Linked DNA regions of Homo sapiens: regions 1 and 3 are each linked to region 2. A link is a loop called in an ENCODE intact Hi-C map of the cell type or tissue named here. Cell type or tissue: endothelial cell of umbilical vein. All regions are shown on one strand. Region 1 overlaps LETR1 (lymphatic endothelial transcriptional regulator lncRNA 1). Region 2 overlaps NR2F2-AS1 (NR2F2 antisense RNA 1). Region 3 has its middle 300 kb from the start of LINC00924.

Region 1 (8,000 bases), 860 kb before region 2:
GCCAGGCTGGTCTCAAACTCCTGACCTCAAGTGATCCACTGCCTCGGCCTCCCAAAGTGCTGGGATTACAGGTGTGAGCCACTGCGCCTGGCCAGAATTTTTCTAATAAGTGAAATTAAATATACTGTTCATATTATGCTGTTATTCCAAATTGAATTTACAGGTGGCAAATAGAGGTGAGCCAGTCTTGGTTATGCACTATATTTGCCCCCATAGTGCACGCATGTTAGTGAGTGTGGGGTGAGGAGATGGCTTGAAGACGAGGTAGACAAGAGAGGTTGTAAATATTTTCTAATTTTTTTCCAATAATTTAGAAGAGATTGCAAATATGTTCTTTTTCCAAGACTTAAGTCAGATACAAGCCTTCCCAATGACGTGTGAAAGGCAAATTTTGGGGGTGCTCCTAATTTTACATCCTATGTCTTATATTAAAAGATGTTGAATAAGTTCTTAGGTAGCACTTAGGATTAAGAGTCACACAGCACGCCTGTAACCCCAGCGCTTTGGGAGGCCGAGGAGGGCGGATCACGAGGTCAGGAGATCGAGACCATCCTGGCTAACACGGTGAAACCCCCGTCTCTACTAAAAATACAAAAAAAAATTAGTTGGGCATGGTGGCTGGCACCTGTAGTCTCAGCTGCTGGGGAGGCTGAGGCAGGAGAATGGTGTGAACCCGGGAGGCAGAGCTTGCAGTGAGCTGAGATCACACCATTGCACTCCAGCCTGGGTGACAGAGGGAGACTCTGTCTCAAAAAAAAAGAAAAAAAAAAAGGAGTCACACGGAAAATTGACTTACTATGAAATCATCAGAGGAGTAGATAATAGGTAAACAAAAACTCCCTTTGGCTTCTAGTCCAATCTTGAAGGCAAATACAGATTAGAAAAAAGCAAAGCTGGAACCCTGAATGTCACAGCCACACAGGCTATAGGACATAGGACCCATAAGGAAAAATCAGGGATCCCGGGGACAGGCAGGAGGTGGATTGGATGTAGGAACTATAATCTGGTGAGGAAGGGAGAGAAAGACTTTTGCCAGGAAAGGATGGATCGTACTGCCAAGGAATGCAGAGTGAGGCATTTCCTAGCACTGCAGACTAGCAGGACTAAGGGTTTCCTACTGGTACACTGTCCACATTCCTAAGCCCACATTTCCATTGTCTGTTTACTTAGGGTATTTTTTGGCTGATTGTTTGCTCATGTATTTGTTTCTTACTTTCAAAATGACTAATTTGAGAGCAGACTGCCATTCTACGAGTCATATTATGCAAAAAATAAGTAGATCGAAGCACAGGGACCATCTACCTTGCAAAACAAAGTCTTTGGTTCATTCAGAGTTGGTTAATTTTCTCAGTGCTTTTCTCCCCCTGGTGATGTTGAACAATTTTCTTTCTACCTATCCTCACTTCCAATGTGCTTGTTTTTAAGATCATAATTTGTTGATGAGTGGTTGTTTGCCAAGACCGGTCTTAGGGTCTGTGAAACACTAAAGTGTATATAATAGGCAAATCCTCAAGCTTTGTTTCAAAGATGTATGCTACCTTGACATGTAGCATTTTGTATTTGACAAAAAGGCAAGAGATCTGCATAATCTAGACAAAAAATGAAATCTTGTAATTTGCAGCAACCTGGATGGAACTGGAGGCCATGATGTTAAGTGAAACAAGCCAAGCACAGAGAGGCAAATATCACATGATCTCATTCATATGTGGGAATGAAAAAAGTGCATCTCATGAAGACAGAGTAGAATGGTGGTTACCAGAGGCTTGGAAGGGTAAGGGGGATGGAAGGATGATGGGAAAAAAAACCGAACATAAATACTGAACTGTACACTGAAAAATGGTAGAGACGGTATACTGTATCTGTATATTTTATCTCAATAAAAAGTGTAAGATATTAAAAAATAATAGGCCACGCACGGTGACTCACGCCTGTAATCCCAGCACACTGGGAGGCCGAGGCGGGTGGATCAAGAGGTTGGGAGCTCAAGACCAGCCTGGCCAACATGGTGAAACCCTGTCTCTACTAAAACCGCAAAAATTAGCTGGGTGTGGCAGCGAGCACCTGTAATTCCAGCTACTTAGGAGGCTGAGGCAGGAGAATCGCTTGAACCCGGGAGGCAGAGGTTGCAGTGAGCGGAGATCGTGCCATACCACTTCAGCCCGGGTGACAAGAGCAAGACTCTGTCTCAAAAATAAATAAATAAATATATACATACATACATATAAAATAATAATAAGAAGTAAATGTGGCTGGTTTCAAGCATGAGTGTGGTAGACTAATTGGGATCTTTTTGCCAAGGTAAGTATCATGGTGGGTGTGGTATGTGAAAGGCTTGGTGCCCAGTTGAAAGTCCTGTTCTCACATCATCTGCCTCTCATTTACGCTTCCTGTTACGACAGTAACCAGGGGTGATCACAAAACAGTAGGAGATGTATTTCCTGGTTTTTGCCGACTAGTGAGCATCTAAGAGACACTTGTAACTTCTCTGTGCTTACTCACACTCTGGGATTTCTCTCTCTCCAGCTTGGATAGGTAGTTCCTCTTCTTTTAAAATCATTCAAAACTATTTTCCCAACTGGCCCTATGCTTAAATAAAGCCAGTAAATTTAACTACGGTTTTCACTCAGTAACTCAGAGTACATAATAACTAATTGATTATTTAGTTTTAACAAAAGTGGCAAATATTAAAAGATATGACTTTTTTATGTAGCAAAGATAAACTCTTCTCCAAATCCTGCCAAAAGTAATTCTGAAGTAATATAGAAAGGGAAGGGAGAGAAGGAAAAAGAATTTACCAAAGACAGACTTTATATATGAAAATCAGTAGATAAACATAATACTAACTTGAGAGTAGAAATAATAATAATAGTAATGATGATGGCAAATCACAAACGGATAGTACTAAATTTCCCTCCCTTTTCACCACCTTACAGGATATCCCGTCTAGCTGCAGAAACAAAACATGGAAATGAATCAGTCGATAAAGGATTTTCTCTCATTAAAGATGTTGGTGATTTTGTCCCGTGTAGGGGAAGTTGAACATTAAGGTGGATGTCCATAATCTAAGGGGACCACGGTCATTCACTCTCCTTGCTATGGGATGCAAACTGTTTTGCATGTGATAAGAATGCCAGGCTAAAAGTAAAAAAAAATTTTATCTCAGTATGATAAGAAATTACGCCATAGACTGACCTAAACATTGAATTTTTTGACGATTGCCCCCACTGATAGATTTTGTATTTCTTAGTAAATCTCAGGAAATTAATATCCATGACAGTCTCCATAGAAAATACAAAATAGAATCATACAAAAATTGTGTATAATTTTTCTTTATGGGGAAAGAGATGGAGCAAAGAGCAATAATTTTGAGGAGGTGGGACCACCAGAGAGAATAAAAGAAGTTCTTATATTTAAGAGAAATTCAGAGGTCATTCAGAAACTATTATCGTGATATTTCTCATTTCAAAGAGATGTAAGTTTCTCTTAAACAATTTATATTTTTAAAAAGTTATAACGGAAAATGAGTGAGAAGTGAAAAGTCCCTTTTATTCCCAAGGTTCATATGACCCAGAAATGAACTTGCCCTAAGAATCAGGTTTAAGACATTCACTTTCAAGCTTTAGAAGGCCTTGAGCTTCATTTTTCCTGGAAAGATAAACTTAATATTATACATGTTATCATCCTGTTGGGATCAAAATGGAGGATTTGCTGGGATGAAATATTAAAAGATGGAGGATGTGAAGAAAGATTTATGTAATGCTAATTTCAGGCAGCTTTCAAGGTTAATGCTTGTCCAAATTTTCATGGCCAATTCCTCTCGCCCAAGGACCACATGGGCAGCTCTGTACTGCTTGTCACTGTCATCAGCCACTTGTGTGACACGTTGGCTGCAATTCAACAGTAAAGCATGCATATTCTCTACTGAACATTTGGGGAGCCTGCAGGCAGCGAGTTGCGATGTAAATGGAAAAAAAGAAAGTCTGATCATAGCCCTCACCATCATAAGTTATCTAGGTGTCCTGCTCAGGCTTCCAATGTGGGCACTCACACAGGCCACCCAAACTGCTGACATCCTTCATTGACCTTTTCACAGCAATTGTGAGCCTAATGACTTTGTTTTCGCGTTTTGGAACTGAACTTTACAAGGATTGCTTCCAATCCTGGGTGGTGCTGAGAAAACTCAGCTTCACTAGAATTTGGCCGAGACCACCAGATGCGTTTCATGTGAGGGCCTTTTCCCATAATCTGACCAGAATGGTTTATGAATGTTCTGGGGAGCAGAAAGCCGGCCCCGGAGGCTGAGAAAGGGCTGTGCCCTGCTCAGCTAGGAGACCACACAGCCGTCCTCTTTCCCCTCTGAGTATTTATAGTTAAGAAACCACACCACCCCTCTCATTCGGAAGCTGAGGGTGAAAGTGGAAAAAACCAGAAACACAAATTGCATCCTACAGCTGAGAAAGTCTCACTCTTGGAAAAGCTAGAAAATAAATAAATAAAGGGGAAAATCCAAATGGGATCGCTCTTCAAACACACAAATGATCTTATGTTAACAGTTGGGATTAAACAGCTGTCTCGTGGTTATGCGATCATAACAGATGCTGTGTGCAAACGTTTCCTGCTAGCTTTGTTTTGGTTATTGCTGTTTGTGCAGTTCATTGGGCTGAATTCAGCTTAAGGGATACAGGTTTTTATTATCCTTCTGTGCTGCGCAGGCAGCTTCATCATCTCTTTAAGAGGAAAGGGGGCGTGTGAGAGGGATAGTTGGAAGGGAAATGGAGGGTGGGCTCTCCCATGTCACATTGGGAATGATGTCATATTGATGAAATTCCAACACACTGGTTTATGACCACTTTGCCATTAAAGTGGTCCCCAGCTCATTTATGAGTTTTTTGTTGTTGTTGTTTTAAAATTTTGTTTTAGTGGAGGCTGTGTTCAGTTCTAGTGCAGTTTATGCAGCTGGAATAGAATTTATAGAACATAGAGAAAACGTTTCCCTTCTTTCTTTCTTTTTTTTTTTTTTTGGATGACTAACAGATTACAACGTTGTAATGATCCCTATCTTGCCTCTTCCTCCCATGCCCTCCAGAGATAAAATGTAGTGGCTGATTTTGATTTTTCCTAGAAGTTTCATTTCATCTTAGAAGTTGGGATCGCCTTCTCTGTGTCAGCCAAGTGAAGTGGTGAACTATCACTGTTTTTGGAAATTCAAATTTGGAAGCCATTTTGGCCTGAATTATATTACTTAGTCAAACCAAAAATATCCTCTTGGCTTAAATTCTTCAGAAAACTGCCACAATTCATAGCACACTTTGCCTACCAACGGATTTAATTCTATTACTTATATCCCAGCCTTAAAAAATACAATGCAAATGGCAGAAACAATATTTCTGGGTACAAAAAGCACCTGTCTATCATAAGGAGGAAGTACAGAGAACGACGTGGGCCATGTTTAGGGGTTCTGGCCAAAGCTCTGACTGCCTGTCACCCCCATGAGGACCTCGTTTCTCATCTATAAAAGGCTGATTGTCCATGCATTCACTGGCCAGTAGTTCATCTGTGCTTTTGGAAATTTTGGATGGGGGAATGGGAGCAGATTTGATTGCTCGAAACCTTATCTTAGGAATCGTACCCTTTCAGTAGGACCATCCTAGCACAGCCAAGTCTGACAGCTTTACTGAAGCAGAGCTTTCTATAATGTGTAAACATATTTAAGGAACTGAACTTAAATTGCTATCTTTTTCTCACTCATTCAATTCAAGGGGTTGAATGATTACTTTTCAGGTCTTACCAGCTCACAGAATGAAATTTGGCCTTGTCTGATAAGTTGTCAAAGTAGTAGCATTTCTTTGTTTTAAAGACATTTCAAAATAATTTCATGTACATTTAATGCTTGATCCTACTAACAGCTTCTGGAGGTATTTTTCTAATCTTACAGAAAAGCAAGTCAAGGTTCATCCTATAAGGTAAGTATCATATCTAAGTTGTCCAAGTTTATTCAAGTAGTGATAGAGCCTACATTTGGACCACATTAGGCACCAATGGCCAGATGACATAGAGATTAAGAAGAGTATTTGCCCATAGACCTCTTGTTGTCACTGACTTTTTGAGTTTGAGACCAGCGTGGGAAATGAAGGGAGATCTTGTCTCTACAAAAAAATAAAAGTAAAAGAAAATTAGCTAGGCCTGATCATGTGTGCTTGCAATCCCAGCTACTCAGGAGGTTGAGATGGGAGGATCCCCTGAATCCAGGAGTTTGGGGCTGCTTGCACCACTGCACTCCAGCCTGGATGACAGGGCAAGAAACCATCTCATGAAAAAACAAGCAAGCAAGCAAACAAACAAACAAACAAACAGACAAAGAAATCCCTGAATAGCAGCTCCTTTTGTGGGGACAAGCCTGTGGCAACCTTGTAACAAAAGGTCCTTTGAAAGAAGATATACAAATGGCAAATAAGCACATGATGAGATACGATCCCACACCCACAGGATGGCTAATATCAAAAAGAAAAACACAGAAAATAACAAGTATTGGTGAATATGTGGAGAAGCTGGAATTCTTATAGATTCTTGGTGGCAATGTAAAATGATACAGCCATTGTGAAAAACAGTTTGGTGGTTCCTCAAAATATTAAAAATAGAATTACCATATCATCCATCAATTCTACATCTGGGTATATACTTCAAAGAATTGAGAAAAAGGTCCTGAAAAAATGGGTTCAAATCAGTGTTCACAGCAGCATAATTTACAATAGCTAAAATGTGGAAGCAACCCAGGTGTCTATTGATGGATAAATGAATAAGCAAAATGTGTTACATAGATATGTCTTAGTTAGTTTTATTTGCTATAACAGAATATCACAACAGAAATTTATTCACAGTTCTGGAGGCTGGAAGTCAGAGATCAAGCTGCCAGCATATCAGGTTCTGGTGAGGGCCCTTTACTGGGTTGTAGGCAGCCAACTTCTTGCTGTGTTCTCTCTTGGTTGAAAGAGAGCTAGTTATGTTTTTGGCCTCTTATAGGGCACCATCCCACTCATGAGGGCTCCACCCTCCTTATCTAGTTACTTCCCAATGAACCTACCTCCAAACCATCACATTGGGAGGAGAGCGTCAAGACAGGAATGTTCGGTGGACATAAATGTTCAGTCCATGGCAACATACAATGAAATATTATTTAGCCTGAAGAAGAAAGGAAATTCTAACATATGCTACAACACAAACTAATCTTGAGGACATTGCGCTAAATAAAATAGCCTAGTCACAAAAAGACAAATACGTTATGATTCCACTTATATGAAGTACTTAAAGTAGTGAGAAGCATACTCAGCTTTTCCGCATTGTTATGTAACCAAACACTACAGTGTGCAAATTCAATACCTGTAGAAGAAGTGCAAATCAGGCCATCAGAGCAGTTTGATTTGTACCCTTTCCTTGATGATTAGAAGTATCCAAGATCTTCATTCTTTTCTTTTCAAGCTTGCTACCAATTAAAATGTAAATCTCTCCAAGATAGAATGTTTTAAGCACTTTTATCGTTGAATGAATTTCAGATCCTTTAATCTTCTGTCTTTTTTGCTAAAACAAAGATTTTTAAAATATAAAAGTAATAGAGAAAAAGGGTTAATAGCTAACGTATGCCAGGATGGAGGTGAACAGCCCAATAGAAGAGTTAGCACGGGTTGTGAGGAGACAGTCGACAGAAGTGCCAATTTAGATGTCCCACAAGCAAGTAAGATGGTCAAACTCACTTGGTGGCAGGAAAATGAAAGCACCAAAACAGTGAAGTATCACTTTACATCCATCAAGTTGGCAATTTTTTTTTTTAAAAAATCACCAATTGCAGGCAGAAATGTGCAGAAAAGGGTACATTCATACATCACTTGTAAAAACCTGAAGACTTTTTTGCATTTTGGAAAAGCAATCTGATAGCATGTTGTAAATTTAAAAAATATATGTGTGTATACATATATTGGTATACGTACACATACATATATATATAC
Region 2 (8,000 bases):
AGCCCCTTTACAATGAAGGTGGTCAAGAGAACTAATTGTCCTATAAAGATATTGTCCTTCTTAACAGACTTTATGAAATCATTGTATTTTTCCAATGCAAGCTTATTTTCCAACACATCCACAGAAAATCCAATCAATATGGATCCTGTTAAAACTGAAAACTATCCAAAAAATTATCCAAAATCAAGATAAGTGTTAGGGACTGACCAAGGGTCAAAAATGCAGCTGGGATCAGGAATCTCCACTGTACACATTACTTGTGATTTTTGTTTTACGTAGCAACTGTATATTTCGGGTGGGCCAGCCACATGTCAGTGTCACTTAATATGTGCTCAATAAACACTTGTCAAATAAAGGTTTGATGGATCAGATCTCTTCAAGAATGCTTTAAACTTGACTGCAAATTTAATGCAAGAGTTCATTCACAATCTAGATGCTATTGTTTTAAGAACTTCAATGACATTTTTTGTCTCCATGACTTACCAATATTGAAAAAAAGTATCTCAAATAAGAAGTTTTAATTTTAGCCTCTGCAAATTGAGCAAGAAATACTATTGCTCATTGCACTATAATACATCAAAAAATAGAGTTACTTGACGTGACATATCCTCTTTCACCATGATGACCTCCCACCTTTACTGTGGTACTGTCATTTTTAGGTGACACCTGCTTTGCTTGCAACCAACAGCTCTGTGTGTGCCATGCTGCAGCAGATGGCTTGAGGCGTGATGTGTTAATGGCAGTGATTACTTTATGAATAGTGACAGCTGATCAGAGACATAATAAAACAATAGTGGCTGCCATCCTGGAAAAGGTGCTAAATAGGGGTGACATGCTTAGTGAGGACTATTCCTCTCTCTTGAACCTCATTATCAATTCCAAAGGGACACAGGAGCCAGCCAGGCAACTGCAGGCTCACACACATTGGAGAGAACCAAACCCGCCCAAAGATTTCCCTCTGAGTTAATTGGAGTTGGGGAGGGTGTACAGCTTTTAATGTGCAAGCCATTTGGGTAAATGTGAATGTGTCTTCCCAATTTTACTCCTCATACACTATCCTCTGAGATTGTGGCCTGATGCTCACCACTTTTAAGAAGTCTGGTTCCTACCACTCTTCTTCATGAATCACAGCCTTGAGCCAGGGTAGAAATCACCATGATAGACTATAAGGAAATCAACTTGTGTGTCTTGTGAAATTATATTCCTAAGGACAAGTGATTTTCTGAACAAATTTCTAACTGGAATTCATAACTCTAGGAAAAGTTAATAGTGAAGGGAATCACAGTCAGGTTTCTGTTAAGGGTCATTCATTCATTCCACAAATTGGACACTGGAGAATGAAGCAAATAAAGTGAAGTCCTTACCTTCAAGGTGCATTATCTCATAAGAAAGACATATGTAAGCAGTTATAATCCAGAGTGATGAGTTATGATTATCTTCCATATTGAGCATAAGATTAGTCTGAGGTTTGAGAAAACAATGTCACATTACAGATATATATACATATATATATATATATATATATTTTTTTTTTTAGACGGTGTCTCACTCAGTAGCCCAGGCTGGAGGGCAGTAGTGTGATCTTGGCTCACTGCAACCTCTGCCTCCTGGGTTCAAGCAGTTCTCCTGCCTCAGCTTCCAGCATAGCTGGACTACAGGCAAGTGCCATCATGCCCAGCTAAATTTTGTAGTTTTAATAGAGATGGCGTTTCACCATGTTGGACCAGGCTGGTCTTAAACTCCTGACCTCAAGTGATCCACTCGCCTTGGCCTCCCAAAGTGCTGGGATTACAGGCATGAGCCACTGCACGTGGCCTAAATGTATATAAAATTACCTAATAAAATAAACCTTCAATATTCCATTGAGTTTACCCAATCCTTGTGATTTATCCTAGATTACCAAGATACCTACTTAAACTATATAGCTTTTCACTAATTCAAAAGAACATGAGGTCTTCCATGGTCTGTCTGTTCTGTTGAAGCTTCTGGTAGGTCCTGCTCTTGTTTTTAGTTATTTGCTCACATGTAAAAACCTAATATACATAAGGCTTCTAAATAACCTAAAGCAAAAAATACTGTACACAAAATATTTTCCACTCTCTTTGATGAGGAGGGATGAGAAGAAACATTCGGCATATCTTCTCTGCAGAACAAATGAGTATGCCCATCTCCATTGGGCTCCCCTGAGCTCATGATCCACAGCCTGGAAAGGCCAGCTAGTATCATGTGAAATAAATAGGCATCTCTTCCGTATGTGCAGTCTGCCACCGGTATTCTCTTTATAAGTCTCAGGACCCAAACTAAATGAGAATATTACAATGACTTCATCCCGCCCATTACAGTATCTCCCCAGAGTGACTATTAGAGAATTACTATATTATGTCTGCCCTGGAGACATTTGAAGGTCCTGATATATTTCAGTGATTTTACTTAACCCAGTAATTAGTTTACACAGTTTTATGAAGATTTTACTGCTTTAAAGATGACAGTTTTTCTTCTGAAAATTAGTTCTGATACCCAGTCACTTCATTTCATGGTTTATGAGAGACTGGATATATTGGGTAAAAGATCTTCATTTAAGAATATGGAAAAACATCCCCTTTTACTAACTGAATATGGTTTGGTACATTCTCCCTTTTTTGTTAATTTTCCTTTTTTGGCCCATATACCATGTGGGATTGTTTACAAGGCCAAGGAAAATGTAGTTTTGCTTATTTTTTAATGCAGTCTAGATGTACAGCTGACTCTTATTAAGAATAATAGGAGTCTTGCATATAAAATGCGGGAAAGTGATTTAATAACTTCCAAGGCTTTGAAAATGTTACACACACATCTGTAACAAGTAACAAAAACACCCTGGCCCTGTTAATTCAGTGAATAAATTATTAGTTGTGCACCTTCTATGTTCTTCACACTGTCCTAGGCATTGAGGCACAGCAGGGAAAACAAAATAAATTCCCTTCGTTCTTGAAATGGGCATTCTAGAGGAGGGAAGAAAACAATGAACAAAAATAAATAAATACAAATAGAGGAAAGAATGATGAAGGGATCAAGGAAAGCTGGAGGAGAAAGGACAATTGGGAAGAGATCTGAACCAGGCGAGGGAATAGGCCGTGCAAAACGTGGAGAGGAATGTTCCAGAAAGAGGGACTAGCTTGTGTGAAGGCCTTGCAGTGAAAAACTGCTGAAGAGCTCCAGGCAATGCGGTCCTAGCATGGTGAATGAATACCTAAGAATGCCTTGCAACCTGGCTTCATTGATTTATTGATATTAATAAATGAGAGTACCAAGCGGCTGGTGCCGGGGAACTCCTGCATCATTTCAGCTACATATATGAGAGCGTGTAAAATTTCTCAGACACAGCAGTGAAAAAGACGTGGATAGAAAAAAATGGCCGGGCCCGGTGGCTCCCACTTTTAATCCCAGCACTTTGGCCAGCCAAGGCGGAAGGATCACTTGAACTCAGAAGTTCGAAACCATCCTGGGCAACATGGCAACCTGTCTCCACTAAAAATACAAAAATTAGCCAGGCATGGTGGGGCCTTCCTGCAGTCCCAGCTACTCAGGAAGCTGAAGTGAGAGGATCATCTGAACCCGGGAGGTGAAGGTTGCAGTGAGCCGAGATCCTGCCGCTGCACTCCAGCCCGGGTGACAGAGCAGGACCCTGTCTCAAAACAATAAATAAATACATACATACATAGCATACTTTTACATGGTTCCTTATGTACACAAGTGTAGCTACTTTACCTCATCTTTTTTTTTTTTTTTTGGTCCGGACTCTCCATCTTCTTCCATTGGCTATTCCTCCACCAAGACAAAAAAGCAGCAGAGCTGAAAGGATGTTGCTTTGGCTTGTTGACACCCACTTCCGACTCTGGGATTAAACTGAGTTTGCTTACTAAGAACCCCTCCTGACCACCAAGCAATGCAGTTCCAGGATCAGAGGTCATCCTCTTCCAATCTTTGACTTCCACCCGGAGTTGTAGATAACCCTTCAGGAAAACATGTGGTGAAAGTCATTTTGCTCTGTGAGCCAACAGAAAATTGGCCCTTGAGATGACTTTTAACGGGATTTTGTAAGCCATGAGCAGAAAAGCACGGGTTCCGACCAGGCATGGAATTCAGAGTTGTAATAGAAAACATTTATTTGGCTTCAGCTAAACATCCTAACACATGTTAGCATTTGCTGCCAATATGCTTCCTAATTAAGAACAACATAAAATCATAGGAAATCCTGCATCCTGTCTTCATGCACTTCTCATGTATCTTTAGTGCCCTGGCCTTCTTTCTCAAGCACATACACATTCACACACACAATACAGGTTGATTCAAAAGTCCTGTTTTGCCAACCATGAACTGTGGTGTCATTAACAAGATTAATGTACCTTCCAGAAGGTACCACCAAGCATTTTTTCTTCCTTCTTAAACAAATGCTGCTATTAAAAACTAATTTTTAAAAAGCTAATAAGGCATCCCCCAAATAAAAGACCAACAACATTTAATTTGTAAAGTATTATCTGTAACTGATGTGAAACTTCAAATAGTGTGTGTATATATATATATATATATATATATATATATATATATATACATATATCTTCTCTCTAGGCTTGCCTGGACTATTGGCTATGTTTCGATGAACAGATTCAACATGATAAAATATATGAACATGACCAATAGTCCTCTTTCAAGATGAAGGACAGACTAGGATCCGGTTTTCCTCTTAGTTCCTCCTTAAATCCATGCTCATTTCGTCTGAAAATATTTAAAGATATACCTGTGAGTGCTGAATCATCACCCCCTCATGACAAATAAATGAACATTACGTGATTACTGCACAGGTGAAAATGTATTTGATATTTCTAATTACGACTAGAATTGTATGAGTTAATCTTAGAATCCCCAGATTTATCAGTGATCCTACATAGCCAAACTAATTGCTTCTATTCCCCACCATCAGGCAGAAATCATTAAAAAAAAAAAAAAAGCAGAGGGAAACCAATCACTCAGGCACATTGTATGTTAAGTTTCTCCCACTAGTTCCACATGATTTTTTTTTTTCATGCACTGGAATAGACTCTGAAACAACACATAGAAATAAAACCTGGGTCTGAAAAGCTATCTTAAAACATTTTCCTTAAGACTTTTTAATGATTTTCAGAATCATTAATTTTTTTCAAATGAAACGCACATGCTCTTGTTGCTTCTTTCCTGAGCATAGCTTTTCATTCCTCCTCATCTTTTTCCCCCTTCCAAATCTATTTATTGCTTGTTGTTCTTGGCTCTTTCTCACTTTCCATTTTTCATGATTAGTTCTTTATGATCGTGTGTTTCCTTTTCTTCTCCCCGCCGTGGCTGCCAGCCCAGTTGTTCTCTCCGGGCCCTCGAGTTTCCCTTCACTAATGAAACAAGAGCTGCCTCCCGCCCTGGCTTTTGCCATCCAGCTGTTTCCTTTTTAAGATATAAACTCATCTTTATTCAGTGAAGTTCCTGGGCAAACCTGATTCCTTTTGCAGAAGAGTTGATAATAACCTGAGCGATTAAAAAGGTTTTAAGAGGAACGTATATCTGGAAAACTTGGGAGCGGGTGGAAGGAGGGTAAATAGAAAATGAAATTCATTTTTGAAAGATTCTGAGGAAAAAAGAACAACAACAACAACAAGCATTTTCCTTAATGTTTTAATCCTCCTCGGCAGCTCATGGTGGCAGCCTGGCCTTGAGCATTCTCCTGGAAGTCCATCCACTCCTTCCCAGCAACTTTCACCTCCTACCTTGCCTGCTTAACATTTCTTGGCCTCTGTGAAAGTAGCCTAGCTAACACTGCAAACCTGGATTGTATATGATTAGGTGGTGAAAAGGTGCCAACCTGAAGTGTAGCCTGCCAAGTCAAGTCAATTTACTGTGATGCTTTGACTGTGCAAGCAGGTCTTAATCCCTCTTTAATCTCCCATGTGCCCTTGACATCATGGAAATTACTGGCAAAGCTAATGGCATCAGATGAACCCTGGTAACTCTTTCAGAAAAGGTTCCCTGAACAAAATAACCTGTTTACTTCCTAAGTTTTCAAATCCCCCAAATATATCAAGAAAAAACGAATTAGCCCACAGCTATCATCTTACCAAAACAGAGGGGCTAATTCTTTCTCAGTATTATAACTGATAAGACCTCATGTGACTTGGAATTTATATTCTACCCAAGCATCGGTTGAGTGTGTTATAGTTAAGACTTGATTGATTAGATAAAGGGGTTTCCTAGTAGCTCTAGCTGCTCTGACTTTTAGGGAAACTTTTTCCTTTAAATCTGAGAATCCCTTCCTTTTCTGAAAACACTTGTTCTGATATAAAATTTCCAATGGAATCATTTTTCACCAGAAAACTAAAGAAACAAAAGCAAAAAGAAAACAAACAGAAAGGAAACAGAAGAAAAAGGAATTTAAAAAGTATTTATCGGATATAATCTCACCTGAAAACAATTATCAAGCAAGATAAAAATCAGCATCTACATTGGACAGAAATGGGATTATAACAACAGTAGTTCTTCACCATTTACAAAACACTTTCCCACATATATATATAGAGAAAAAGAATACATCTCTCTGTGATATATATCTCACATATATATTATATAAAAAATAGAAATATATAGAATAGAAATATATATAGAAAATAGAAAATATATAGAAAGAAGACAGATAGATGATAGATAGATAGATAGATAGATAGATAGATAGATAGATAGATAGATAGATGGGAGATAGAAAGTTAGAGTTCTTTGATGACAAGCCTCAAATGTCCCAAAATAAAGATTTTCTTAGAACTCGCATGAATCAGAATGTGTATCCTGGATACTTGCAGCGTGAGGGTTCTCTTCTATGGGAACCTCTCAGAAGATTCTCCTGTCTTAGAAGGAAAAGAGCCTGAGAGGACAGGTCTGATCTTGACTACCACATTTTATTCTCTAATCAACTCCGGTAAAAATAATTCCAGAATCTCCTCAATAAAGAAGAGTGACACCCATTTCCTGTCCTTTTGCATGGTTTCACACCTAGTGTCTATGAGCCCAGGAAGAATCCCTTGAGTCCTACCAGGAAAGGAAGGCAGGAAGATCTTGGATCCTGAAAAATGAAACTTGCTTGATTTTGATATGAATACCTGCCCCACCATGCATGCCAACTGATATCATAGCTCAGAATTCTTCCTGACCCCTGGTTTCCGTTGCCTGGCTGACCTTTCAACATCCCCTGTGCCTGCTGTTTCCCTCCCTAGCTCTGACTCACAACACATCTCATTGCAACCATTGGACTCTGAGACATTGTCCCCAAGGTAGATCCCAACCTCTGGATTCTGTTTGTCCCTCTGCCCTCCAGAGAAATATTGGTCTGAGGTTCCCTTTGGCCTTACCTGCCCACAGTTCCTCCCAGTCTTGTCATCAGGCCAGGAGCAGGGCAAGATATGAGTCCCAGGGACTGTGTGCTCACAGCAGCTGTGCCCAGAGATTAAGCTATGAGAAGCCAGGCGGTCTGGGAAAAGTGAACTGCTAACCTCTCTAGTTGCACTCCAAACTTTGACCTCTGTAAATCCAACCAAGAAAAGTTGGTGAGAGCTCTAAAACTTGGTTCCAGCAACTCCTCCTTGGAATTTATCAAGGGAAAAAGAATTTAACTAAAAGGTACTTCTCAGTCGTCTCTGTGTCATCAATGACAATATTTAATTTTCTGTTTTTAGGTTGAGAATAATCTTTAAATACACTAATGTGTAATTTAAGATTGATCTTCCCAAAGTTAAAAAAATGCCACTCCTCATTGTTGCCAGGTCATTCTTCTTTATTAGCAACAAGAAAAAAATAGAGACGGGCTTGATACATGAATACAGATGGATTTAGCATGAAGCTAATGAAGCTTGAGCTTCGACTCCTATGCAGATTCCTTCCAATGCCTTGGGAGGGACCGTAGCAATTTTGTTTCACTTTTATTATATATATATATATATTTTTTTAAAAGC
Region 3 (8,000 bases), 430 kb before region 2:
CTTTAGGGCTTCTAATTCTCTTTAGTAATGTAAACCGTCTTATAAACCATAAGTAAAATGGCCATCCTTTCTCTGGGTGCTCTCAGCTTCCTAGGTGGCCTTCTTTGGGGGGCTTTTATTTTTTTTTATTTTTATTTTTTTTCAGAAAATTCCAGAAAACTTCTCCCAAAGGGCCTACACTTGGTTTTTGAGAAACCTGCACTATCACAATGTTCTGCAGAAGTCATAGAATATCCTTGTCTTTGCTTTCAGATGTCTCCAAGTGGTGGTGAGACATCATCAAATCCTAAGAAACAATATACTTGAAGATTTTTCACTCACTGCATCAAAGGTAAGAAAAATACTTCTCTCCACTCCCTAAAGATATGTTACTTTTTTGCCTCGTCAACCTGTTCTCTTACAGTCTGGAGATCCGTCATGAACGATGCTGGCAGAATGAGTTTTATCACATCCTGATGTGGTAGTTCAGCTCTTCCACTTAGGCTGGTAGGGTTCTGAGAACATTATATTTTTCTCAACAACTGGGGCCCTGGCCCAAAAGGAGACAAAAAAATCCCTCGTTAGCATCCCATTATAATTATTATTAACAGTAATTACATGTAAGAGCAAATGCCACTCTTGTTATTTACTTGAAAATTAATTATGTAAAAAAATTGTTAGCAAATAATTTCCCCATATGGCTTTTTGTACTGGATGTATAATAAAATGTAGATTGAAAGTGAACTATTTCTTACAACATAAAGAGTAGATAAAAATCTACTTTCACGATCTGACTGGCAGTTTTGGAATTTGAAATCTCTGTCTTTGTCTCTCTGTCTTTTTCACACACATGTGCACACACAAACACACAACTAGTTCATTTGTTTTATAAACATTATAATTTGCTTCTAAATTATGAGCTACTGGATGTTACTGGAAGACACATTTCTACAAACAAAATATTCTGGGAGCAGATAGATTATTATATTATCAATAAATTAAAAGACAAAACATAATAAATGGAGTATTTTTTGCTATACTTTTCTTTTGTAACCTTGGGTTTTGAATCACTATCTACATCTCACTCTAGTTCATACAAACTATGATGGAATAAATACAGCTGGAACAATCTATTGAAGCTCATTGCACAATTATATTTTCACACTGCTGATTAACTTATATGTTTACATCACTGTTTTAGTCTTCCTTTCTTTAATCAATAGTATTTTATCTCATTAATAATTTATAGACATAAAGGAAATAAGTCTAAGAATAAAAATAATTTGCTTGCACACTATAACCACTGAAGTAAGACATGGAGGTGTGATTGACAGCCCATAAGAAGCATTATCAGATATCCACAAACTCCAGAAATATTTGAATTTCATGTTGCTCTTGTAGGTTCTCAAAACATTCCATTTTTAAAGAGGCAATATTTTGATATTGTAGTTATTGATTTAAAGTAGACATTAAAAGATAAACCCTGTCTCCACTAAAATACAAAAGAAATTACCCGGGTGTAGCAGCATGCACCTATAGTCCCAGCTGCTAGGGAGGCTGATGCGGGATAATTGCTAGAACACGGGAGGTGGAGGTTGCAGTGAGCCAAGGTCGCACCACTGCACTCCAGCCTGTGTGAGAGCAAGACTCCGAGAGACTGGAGTGAGCAAGACTCCGTCTATAACAACAATAACAACAAAAAAAGACCTCACTACTGTTGTAAAGGCAAGAAGTGTTTGGAGACATTTGATGGACCCCTGGGACAAGGTGGTGAAGATGGAGGGGAACCATTGAAGGAATTTCCACCAGAATGAGGTAGTATCAGATTTGCCACAATGTGGTGAATTACGAGATATTAGGGTGGGAGGTGGGTGGCCTGGAAGATGGAAGAAGAATTAAATTTTATTGCAACAATCTAAAAAAGAGATGGTAACAACCTGAACTAAGATGGTAACAGGATTTGGAGAACTGGATAGATTCTAAACAAAACGTGGAAGGAATACCTTTACCTTTGGTAATTGCTTGCTTGTGGAGGGTGGGGGTGAAGCAGAGGACAAAGATGATGTGAAAGTCTGGTTTGGGTCACAAATTAAATATGGTGTCACTCACTGAGATAAGGATGACAGGAAGAAAATTAAGAATAGGTTTTTATAGGAAAAAAAAAACTTCAGTTTGCAATATTTTCAGTTTGGGTATTTGTGGTTAATTCAAGAAGCTATGTCACCTGAGGGCATTTCCACAGGTTTCTGGAGAGAAGAGTAGGAATAATTGGAATTGATGATCTTGGTTAGTACTCTGTAAGGCATCACCATACAAGGGACTCACCATCAACTGCTGGTTACCACTCTCTGAACATAATACTCATCTTATAGATTAATTTAGGCGTTTTGACTTAAGTGTTAAATTCTGTCAGGATTACATGTGTTTATTACCTATCCCAAGTAATATACAAAACAATAGAAATTAAGACAAACCTTAGAAGTTCCATTACCTATATCTTCTTGCATCTCATGAAATAAGATCTATGTCACTAACCTCTGTTAAAATAACTTCTTAAAACTAACTTTTTAAGCTCTTTCATAAATTCTTTAAGCTAATCTCTTTGAAAAATTCTCCATTTATCCTAAACTGAGCCAGTTAATAAAAATGAGAAAAAATGAGAATTTGGAGAAAATTTCATGATGAGAACAGACTGTAGAGCTCAGTGGTATCTCACATTTTTCCAGCCCTTTCAAGTAAGGCTGATGCTCTTGCTAAATGTAAAATCCTATATTAATTTCCCATATCTTACACCACTGCATCGTTTCTGCAATCAGTAAAGTACTGGATAATTTAAAACACTAAAATATGCCATTTTTCTCATGCCAATAAACCAAAGAAAAATCCACTGATAGAGATGATAACAGTGTGAAGAACATGACAGGGAGATCAGAACAGAGGAAATAGCATGCTAATGACATTCAATATTCTCCCTGTGTGAAGTCATCAGCATTTTTATTGCAACTATTTCTCAGCATACACTATTAGAATTTATTGAGTCAATCTGTCTCCATCACCTGTGATATAATATATTTTATTCAATAAGATATGAAATAATATTTATCTTTCAACTCCAATGACTGGTTTTCAGGACAATAACTGCCTATCAACCAAGCATTACAAGAGTAGGAGAAGTTGTACATTTTAATATCTGACCTGAGAGTTGTCATTTTAGCATCTGCACATTTGGTATTAAGAAGGGTGCAGACTTCAAGAAATCACTCAGATTCAACAGTTATGGCAAAGGATGGCATCAAATTATGTTTTAAATCAGTAGCACGGTGAAGCATACTGCGTGAAGTTGAGGAAGGAAAAGAGTCGACTCTGAAGTTAACTCTACAAGACAGTTATACTAGAATCTCTATACCAGAAATAAGAATTAAGCTCACGACTGAGCTCATTCATCTCATAAAAAAAATGGGAAGGGAAAAAAATTTTTTTAATGTCTCAAATAGCCCTCATTTAAAATTGAGACAGAAATGAATCTGTAAGTTATGTTTTCAAGTTGTCTGTCTGAATCTGGGGCATTCAGGGAAGCACATTGTGTCTGATTTTCCATGTCAGCCACTTGGAAGGAAAACTAGACTGTTGATGGCTGCGTGGTTCTTTGGAGGGCGGCGTGTAGGTTTCAGTCAGCCACGCGATAGAATTAACCAAGTTCCCAACTTTCTGCACTGTTCAGCTCCCTGGTGGTCTGTCACCTCAGGTAATTTTGAGAAAAGAAAGAATTGAGTCTTTTATTCCCCTATGTGCTTTGATAAACATTTATTTCATATCCGCTTTTTTCCAGCTTTCCCCTCAGAAACCCCATGTCAACCTGTGACAAAGAGGTGTCACAGCACTGACATGATTGAGTTGGTATTTGGTGGTTTCACCTCAGAAACGAAGGGGTCCACAACTCCTGCTGGTAAAAAGCACTAATTCATCTGCTGTTAGCTTTACTCACCAGGAAGTCCCCTCTCCCAGTCAGAGAGCATAGAAGTGCACAGAAGCTACTTCCTGTCAGGCAGTTCATTGCTTGATTGTGTCAACTACTGCCGGCCTGCATGAGTGGGTCAGGCAGCAGGTAAAATACAGAAATATCTGCCTTCCAACAAGCTGTTGAGATGTCATCTCAACACGTGTCCTGGTGACACCATGTGTGCCCAAGGCAGCCATCTTTACCACTCTCTGCCTCCTTTTTTTTTTTTTAACTGTAGCCTGAGTTTTATTAAAATTAAACAAATTTAAAAAGTCAACTTTCTATGCCCCAACCTACATGTGCTTACTTATTTATTGCATATTAGAAGAAAGTGGAAAAATGTGGATGTTGAAATCATCGTATTTGAATTTGAATCCCAGTTGAGTTATTTACTGGCTGTTTCATCTTAAGTGAACTCCCTCTGAGCTGCATTCTCTTTATCATTAATGCCTGCATTTAAAGGCCCATGGTAAAGACAAATGAAATCATATATATAAAGGAATCGCCTCTCTGTGTGACTCATAAGTAGGTGCACTTGCTTTCCTCAGCGGGGGCAAAATGAAACAATTAAACTTTTAGGTTATATTATTCTCTCAAAAGAAAACATAGGAGAGTGCGGCTTGTTGGTTCATTTATTTACTTATTACTGCACAGGAAGAGGGAGACAGGAAGGAGGAAGTGTGGTCAGGAGAGATCATGCATTAACCCCATTGAGAATTGCTCTAAGTGTGTGTTTTGTGTATCCTACTTATATCTTCTTAGTGTCCCCATTTTAAAAGCACGTCCTTTCTTTACTTTGCCACTGCACAGGATGGTAACAATCAGATTAAAAGGAGTGTATGAGGTTTAAGATTTGTGTTGAAGCTTTACTGAAGTCAAAAGAAGGTGTTATATTCCCAGCTTAGTGGGAGAGTGCTTGGCACAGGAAACCTCAGCCTCAAATCCTTGGCTGTCCTCCATAGATTTGAGGTTGCTTTGTTGTGTGTGTGTACTTTTGTGTATTGGAGGGGAAGGGGAGGTGCTGGAATTGGGGTGTGACTTTGGGGAAAGTGAATGGAGTGGGGATATCTGATAAAGAGATGTGTGGGTTTGGATGAGTTCCCATTTTTTGTGCTCTGGCTTCAGGACTAGACAGTCATATGTACCAATGTTAGCTCTACCAATCGGAGCAGGTATTACTGTGGCCAAGTGCTTCAACCACAAGGCACTTGACTTATCTGTTGGTTGGGGAGAAGAATATCTATCTTATGGAAACTAAATGAGGAAATATATGTAAGGTACATGGAGCAGTGACTGTTCATCGCTCATTACATGTTAGTTTCCTTTTTAAAATGTGGCTTCTTACCTTATATCCTGATGTAATTGAATCAAGGAGAATGACACTGTGACATCTATTCCCCTTGCAAAAATGCTGAGCAATGAAACAGCCACTTTAGACCTTAAGCTTTCTCATAGACAATCTATCTCAAAACTTCTCTCCCATTAAATAAAACTACACTTCCTTGGACCATATGTCCTGATTAGATGTTCAAATGATATGGTTCTATGAAACCTACATGACACCCTTTATTGTATATGAAAATGAACAATCCAATTAATCATCAAGACTGAAGCCAGCTCCCAATCGCTCAGATGGCCCTAATGGAATGGTAGGTTATTGGATATTTATTTAATGAGTTATTGAGAACCTACAAAGTGCCAGACACTGTTCTAGGTGCTGGGGATACAGAAATAAATAAGATGTGAGAAGTCCCTGAACTTCAGAACTTGCAGGACAGTGATGGAACCATACAAACTATCAAATACCTGCACGAAGTGGTGTCTGGTCCTGATTAAATTCTAAGAAGAAAACCAAGGCAGGATACAGGGATAGACAGTAAAAGAGGGGAAAGGTCTACTATAGATAGGAATGGTCAAGGAAGTCGTCTTGGAAGAGGTAATGTATCTGAGATCTTAATGAGGTAAAGGAGAAATCCAGGCAATGAACTGGAGGAATAATATTTCAGAAAGAGAGGACAAACTAACCTGAGACAGGAGAAGACTAATACAAAGAATACTGTGGTTGGGGCTTGAGAGAGCCAACATATGAGGAAGAGAGATCTGTCAGGTAGGATATAGGTGATAGAGATGTATTAGTCCATTCTCACACTGCTATAAAGAACTACCTGAGACTGGGTAATTTATGAAGAAAAGAGGCTTAATTGACTCACAGTTTCACAGACCTAACAGGAAGCAGGCCTCAGGAAACTTACAATCATGGCTGATGGTAAAGGGGAAGCGAACACCTTCTTCACATGGCAGCAGGAGACAGAGAGTGAAGGGGGAAGTGCCACACACTTTTAAACCATCAGATCTCATGAGAACTCACTCACTACCACAAGAACGGCAAGGGGAAATCCACCCCCATGATCCAATCACCTCCCTCCAGACCCCTCCTCAAATTTGACATGAGATTTGGGTGGGGACACAAATTCAAACCATATCAAGAGATAATCAGGAACCAGAGAGAGCCAGGCAATGTAGACTGGGCTTAACAATGTGGATTTTATCCCAAGTGCAACATAAAGCCATTGCCAGGTTTAGAACCTGAGACTGCTGTTATCTCCTTTATATTTTACCAAAATTACTCTGGCCACTCCATGTAGAACTGGCTGTTAGGGAACAACGGTGTACACATTTCTGCTGTAAGCATTGTTTAGTCAATGCAGTGTGACTCAATGGTGAGCATGGACTGTGCAGCCTGCTCCTCACCAGTGGGCTGACTCTAGGCAAGGCACCGAACTTAGAGTCTTGGTGTTCACATACATAAATTGTGAGGAAGATGACCCACCCCCAGGACTATTCTGAGAAAGTAATAAAGGGCAAATGTGAAATGCTTGGCGGTGTGCCTGGAAAATAATAAGTGCTCAAAAGTGTTAATTCCTCCTTGCTCCTCATCTAATGACTCTTCAATTATTCAGCTACTTAAGGATAGTTAGCCTTTACAATAAGCAAGGGGCTTTGGTCATTACAGAGGGTATGGGATCTCACGTCTTCCCTTGGAGGACTCTCAGCCCAAAAGGATTGGTGGAGGGTAACATGGAAAAGTAGAAGGGCAGATCACAAAGTAATTGTTAATGTCAAATGATGCATGGAGTGAGTTCCAGGGAAATTCAGTGGAAAGACAATGACCACAGTGGAGTTGCCAGGGATACCTTCGAGCCCCTGCAAACCTCAGGGCAGTGGGTGAGCAAAGGGCAGTTGAGTATTAACATTAGCCCACATGTTGAGCAACAAAAGATACTTAGTGAACAGAGTGGGAGAGAAAAAGTATTACGTTGGCAATGGTAGAAGATAAAGTTGGAAATATATGATAACTCCAGGCTGTGGAGATCTTGAGATACTGGGTAAAGATGCTTGCTTTTTTGTTTCTTTGTTTGTTTGGTTGGTTGGTTGGTTTCTTAGACGGAGTCTTGCTCTGTCACCCAGGCTGGAGGCAATGGCACTGTCTTGGCTCACTGCAACCTCCGCCTCCTGGGTTCAAACAATTCTCCTGCCTCAGCCTCTCGAGTAGCTGGGACTACAGGCACATGCTACCACACCCAGCTAATTTTTGTATTTTTAGTAGAGACGGGGTTTCACTATGTTGGCCAGGCTGGTGTCAAACTCCTGACCTCGTGATCCACCTGCCTCGGCCTCCCAAAGTGCTGGTATTACAGGCGTGAGCCACCTCGCTGGCAGTTTCATCTTTATACTCCATGACCTGCAATTACCAACACTGAAGACAATTATCTTGAGTTAGAAACTATTCCATCTGTATGTTGCCCAGCTGAGATGAGATGAAAGGACTGATTGCCCTCAGGTGCCACAACATAAGGGAATCCCATTATTAGTGATGTCTCTGTGTGAACAAACACATCTCTCATTCTGCAACCCTTTAGTTAGACAGGGAGGAGTCATACAAAAGGGGTTGTATAGTCAGAGAAGGTGAGGAAGTAGAGAAGGTAGAAAAGCATGCAAAGAGAAGAGAAGGTTCTGCCCA

What was found. A loop is a pair of places that touch in the nucleus more often than their neighbours do. Peaks named below come from ENCODE experiments on the same cell type or tissue, not always from the same donor. Only the 100,000 strongest peaks of a DNase experiment are listed, where the experiment ranks them.
Region 1: a loop joins it to region 2, with 3 times the contacts of the local background. A loop is called at or near these places in 2 of 110 quality-filtered maps.
Region 3: it touches region 2 in a loop (8-fold over the local background); 2 of 110 quality-filtered maps call a loop at or near these places.

Annotation. Positions count from the first base shown.
Region 1 is chr15:95,300,002-95,308,001 of GRCh38, forward strand. All of the region lies in intron 1 of LETR1 (lymphatic endothelial transcriptional regulator lncRNA 1), which reads right to left. Among named protein-coding and RNA genes, the nearest start is that of LETR1, 23 kb to the right of the region's middle. In endothelial cell of umbilical vein, no CTCF peak of the experiment used is centred here; DNase peaks (open chromatin) are centred at 1,200, 2,410, 2,990, 4,650 and 1 weaker place; H3K27ac peaks cover 5,829 bases.
Region 2 is chr15:96,155,122-96,163,121 of GRCh38, forward strand. The region is part of intron 3 of NR2F2-AS1 (NR2F2 antisense RNA 1); the gene reads right to left. The region is part of intron 1 of LOC112268156 (a long non-coding RNA gene); the gene reads left to right. Among named protein-coding and RNA genes, the nearest start is that of NR2F2-AS1, 170 kb to the right of the region's middle. In endothelial cell of umbilical vein, no CTCF peak of the experiment used is centred here; DNase peaks (open chromatin) are centred at 4,050, 5,360 and 5,930; H3K27ac peaks cover 765 bases.
Region 3 is chr15:95,730,112-95,738,111 of GRCh38, forward strand. No RefSeq gene overlaps it. Among named protein-coding and RNA genes, the nearest start is that of LINC00924, 300 kb to the left of the region's middle. In endothelial cell of umbilical vein, no CTCF peak of the experiment used is centred here; a DNase peak (open chromatin) is centred at 4,730; H3K27ac peaks cover 1,686 bases.